Linked DNA regions of Homo sapiens: region 1 is linked to region 2. Evidence: chromatin loops called from intact Hi-C (ENCODE). Cell type or tissue: heart left ventricle. All regions are shown on one strand.

The links. Hi-C counts contacts between places; a loop is a spot of excess contacts. Peaks named below come from ENCODE experiments on the same cell type or tissue, not always from the same donor. Only the 100,000 strongest peaks of a DNase experiment are listed, where the experiment ranks them.
Region 1: a loop joins it to region 2, with 2.2 times the contacts of the local background. A loop is called at or near these places in 3 of 110 quality-filtered maps.

The regions. Positions count from the first base shown.
Region 1 is chr21:38,956,006-38,958,505 of GRCh38, forward strand. No RefSeq gene overlaps it. Among named protein-coding and RNA genes, the nearest start is that of ETS2-AS1, 19 kb to the left of the region's middle. In heart left ventricle, no CTCF peak of the experiment used is centred here; a DNase peak (open chromatin) is centred at 1,323; H3K27ac peaks cover 65 bases.
Region 2 is chr21:39,087,913-39,090,412 of GRCh38, forward strand. No RefSeq gene overlaps it. Among named protein-coding and RNA genes, the nearest start is that of LINC02943, 4.6 kb to the left of the region's middle. In heart left ventricle, a CTCF peak has its summit at 1,184 (motif pointing right); no DNase peak of the experiment used is centred here; H3K4me3 peaks cover 369 bases; H3K27ac peaks cover 1,914 bases.

The DNA.
Region 1 (2,500 bases), 130 kb before region 2:
GGAGAAGCCAGAGATAAAAGGCAAAGTGGCTATGGAGAGGCCATAGGCTGCAGAATGCCCAGGGCAAGCTGAGGCCAACCCCATCAGGACCTCCTGGTCCACCACTCACCCCACCCCCTTCGCCTGGAGAGCCAGACATGGATTTGCCTGCAGAGGAGGGAGGAGGAGAACCCCTGACTGTGGGTGGATATAAACAAGCTCATGACGAGTGATAAGTAACATATGCAACAGGAACAATGATGCAAAACATCGGTGCACGTTGGGCTTTAGGACAGGGCAAAACTATACACAAAGCAGGCATCTAAGAAGCTAAGTTCTGAGTTCTCAGCTCACCCCATGCTCACTCTTCTTGCCAGCATTCATGGAACATCCACCATCGTGCACCGGAGTCCCCACAGCTTCCAGTCTCAATAAGCCATGGCCGCAAATAAGCACCACCAACCACTTACTGAAAGCTTCCTTCGTGCCAGGCACTGTGCTGAGTGCTTTATATAAGCAGCCGCAAGTGCTTCCCATCATGGCTTCCTAGCTGGCTATTAATTGAACTGTTTTACAGATGAGGACCAGGAATGATCAGAGAAACCAAGGAACTTTCCCAAGATTACGTAGCCAGTTAGCAGGTGATCAGATGTGAACTTGGGTCTTTTGCTTTGAAATCTGTAACTTTGCCCTTCAATGTAAAATACCCTTAGGTTGAACCACATGCAGTTGGTGTTTGGCCGAATATTGTCAATTTCATCAGGCAGCGTGTGATGCAGCTGAAACTGAGACCATCCATAAGCCCTGTGGGAGGCCAGTGAACCCACAGATAAATCCAGATCACTCCCTGTTCTGTAAATCAGCGTGCCGGGCAAACAGCTCTCTTAAGCAGGGAAATGAAGGGAATAAAGAACAAACAAGTGGGAAGCTCTGTAAGAACAATATCCTGTGAGCAAGCTGAATGAAAGCACCTGCCTTCCTCCCTCAGCCCAAGCCAGCTTGCTTAATAAATTAGATTGCTTGTTTGTTAGAAGCACCTTTTTAAAAGGTGAGTGTAGACAGCTGCTCTCCAGATAATGACACTAAGCAGAGCTGTTGCTACCAAGCCACGCTAGAGATAAGGCTGCTTTCCCAGAAATACATTTCGGGGCAGGGCAAATTGAAAGTGTGTACTTCTCAGGTAATAGGTAATAAACATTCCGTTTTGGAGCTTTCTATATTGAGCTTCTGCACCTGGTCGCTGGAAGGCTATGGTGTCAGCACCAAGCCTGCAGATTGCTTTGTATATCAGCCACCCCTGTTTTTCCCCAGTAAAATACCACTCCCGGCTTGGCCGCCAGCTCCTTCCTCTTTCTTGGTGGAAATCTACTGCTTTCTTAAACTGGTGCATGGAAAATTACATGGTCAGCGCCACACTCGGGGCTAGAAAAGCACACATCCCACAGTGATTTCAAATGATCCAGCCTTTCATCATTAAAAAATAAATTCTGTGGGCGAGGAGAAAAGAATCGTGAGGCCCCTAAGCAGGTGACTCATTTCAGACAGAAATGCCAAAGCCATTTCTGAACAGATGGGTTGACAGGACACTTAGCAAATGCTGCTTTTAATTCTTTCTTGCACTCATTCATTCATTCAACAAATATTCCCCCAGGCTTATGGAGCATGGGGCACCACTGTAGGCACTGGGGAAGTAGCTGCCAAATACAAAATAAAACCCAAAAAATCCCTTCTTCCCTGGAGCTTCCACTCTACAGGTGGAGACAGAGAGGAAACAGATAAGGAAACTCTAAGAGTTATGGGGTAAAGACAGCTGGGGGGGCGGTGCGGGTGGAGGGGTTGCCTTGGTGGAAAGGTGATCTTAGAGCAAACAGGGAGAGAAGGTGCAGAGGGAGCTCTGTGGTTACCTGGGGGGAAAATGGTCCTTCTACGCAGAGGGAGTGGGAAGGGCCTAGGGGGAAGTAGGGCCAGCTTGATCCTGGGAGCCGTGTGGCTGTGGGCATGGAGTAAATGGGGACGAGCAGGTGAGAGGTGAGGCAGGTACACTGAGGCCAGGTGGCCACCAGGAGCACCTTGACTTTGCCTCTGAGTGGGATGGCACTCACTGCTCTGTGCAAAGGAAAGTCATGACTGGACTTGCTTTTTGCCAGACACACTTTGAGGCCAAGAGGGAGCAGGGAGAGGAATGTTGACATCATTGAGGTGTAGGATGATGGAGTAAGAGATGGACATGGTGGAGTGGGAGCAGAGGCCAGGGTCTAGCTAGGTGTCAATGGGGATGTTACTGACAGAAAGACTCTACGATTCCTCCAGGTGGGGCATACCCTCAACATCAGCCCATGGATGGATGTTCCCAGACCCCAGGAGTCTCACCATAAATTCTCCCTGGGACAGACTGTGGGTGGCAGTGGTCGCCATCTGTCCTTGGCTGACAGGTGCCCAGAGCTGTGGCAGTGTCATTCCCAGCAGCCCCAGGATTAGGCTGTTATCTCTGTTTACCAACAGGAAGAGACACTCGGTGGAG
Region 2 (2,500 bases):
CATTACACTGAAGCCGGGGCATGGTGTGGCCACGACTGCTCGCTCATGTGCTTCATTTACAGAAAAGGACACACACACCCCACCACAATCCGATTAGAACCAGACAAGACTGGAAGGCTGGGCACAAATCACACTGAGCCCCTCCCCCAAGAGGGTCTCCTCTGAGCCTGTATCAGGATGGGTTCTTCGGACATTTAAAGGCAACTGAAAATACAAAGGCTCCTTTCACTTCTGCACTCCAGGCTGCTCTCGGGCATCACCCAGAACTTCAAACACGCCCCATGCCAGGATCCCAGCCCCAGGGACTGTAATGTAATTGACCTCGGTGCAGCCTGACGTCAGCATTTGTAGGAGCTACCTGGGTGTCGTGAGTTGGATGGTGCCCCCTCCCAGAAGATATGTCCACCCAGAACCTCCAAATGTGACTTGACTGGAATAAGGGTCTTTGTAGATATCATTAACCCTTTTCCCACTTGCCCAAGAATACTCCCCAGCAGCATTTACCCCAAGATAACTTTGCTGCAAAATACCTTGCTTTTATTATTATTTTCAAATCGCTCTAGTGTATTGACTTTGGAAACAAAACACATCATTCCATTTATAGCATTCTGGTTTTAGTAGTGGTATTTCCATTTACAAAACTATAGTAATTCTCGAGTGCTGAAAATGTCAAATCCTAGAAAACGTCGCATTCCTGCACGTGATGTTAACATTGTTCTTGAAAACAGTTATTGGCCAGAGATTCATTTGATGAATCCGATTCTTCCGAAACAGATGATTCTGATGATTTAGACGATTCTGATGTTAGTTCTGTGCAGAAATAACTCCAAGAACAGTTTTTGTATTTTATTTTCACATTGAAAATCCATCAGATTTGCTTCAGCCTCAAAGAGCATGTTTATGTAAAAAATGAGTACTGGCAGTGAGCTGCACTTTATTTTCTAAACGGAAAAAGGGTGAAGGTAAAGATCTCTAGATGAGATCATCCTGGATGAGGGCGGGCCCTAAATCCAATGACTCGTGTCCTCATAGGAGACAGAAAAGGAGATCCTGCAAACAAGGCCGTGTGAAGACAGAGGCAGAGACTGGAGTGATGCTGGTTCCATACAAGGAAGGCCAAGGATGGAGGTCATGAGGAACAGGAGGGAAGCCTGGAATACATGTTCCCATGCAGCTGCCAGCAGGGGCCACCCTGCCCACACCTTGACTTTGGCCTTCGGAACTGTGAGGGAGCAAATTTCTGTGTTCTAAGCCAGCGGTCCTCAACCTTTTTGGCACGAGGGACCAGTTTTGCAGGAGGCAATTTTTCCACACACGGGGGGGATGGTTTCAGGATGACTCAAGGGCATGATGCGTATTGTGCACTTTATTTCTATTATTATTACACTGTAATATGTAATGAAATCATTACACAACTCACAAGAATGAAGAATCAGTGGGAGACCTGAGCCTGTTTTCCTGCAACTAGACAGTCCCATCTGAGGGTGATGGGAGACAGTGACAGATCATCAGGCATTAGATTCTCATAAGGAGCGTACCGCCTAGATCCCTCACAATTCATAATAAGGCGCAACCTCCTATAAGAATCTAACGCCGCCACTGTTCTGACAGGAGGTGGAGCTCAGGCGGTAATGGTCACTCGCCCACACTCGCCTCTTGTCCATACTGGTCCATGGCCCGGGGTTGGGGACCCCTGTTCGAAGTCACCCAGGTTGTGGTGGTTTGTTACAGCAGGCCCAGGGAACTCATTCAGCAGGTGGATTTGGGTGGCCCTAATCTAATAAGACTGATGTCCTTATAAGAAGAGGGGATTAGGACACAGACACACACAGAGGGACAACCCTGTGAGGATTCAGGGAGAAGAGGCCTTCTACAAGCCAAGGAGAGAGGCCTCAGGAGGAATCAACCCTGCCCACACCTTGATCCTGGACTCCAGCCTCCAGAACTGGGAGGAAACAAATGTCTATTGCTTAAGCCACCAGTCCGTGGTATTTTGTTAGGTGGCCCTCACAGAGTCATACACTAGGTACTTGCTGTATGTGATTTTATCTGATCCTCATGGCAATTTTCTAAGTTGTGTTTAGGCCCTGCATGGTGGCTCACACCTGTAGTCCCAGTTTGAGACTACAGGAGTTTGAGACCAGCCTGGACTACATAGTGAGACCCAATCTCTGAAAAAATTAAAAAGTAGCCAGATGTGATGACACATGCCTGTAGTCCCAGCTACTCAAGAGGCTGAGGTGGGAGGATCACTTGAGCCCATGAGTTTGAGGCTGCAGTGAGCTGTGATTGTGCCACTGCACTCCAGTAGCCTGGGCAACAAAACAGGACCCCATCTCTAAAAAAAAAAGGAAGTTGTTGTTTTATTATTATTCCCTTTTTGCAAATGAGGAAAATAAAACTATAAAAGGTTAAGTGGCCCATCCAAACTCACATATACGGTAAATGTCAGAGCCAGGATCCAACCTGGCCTATCTCAGGCCACAGCTGGCACTAGGGC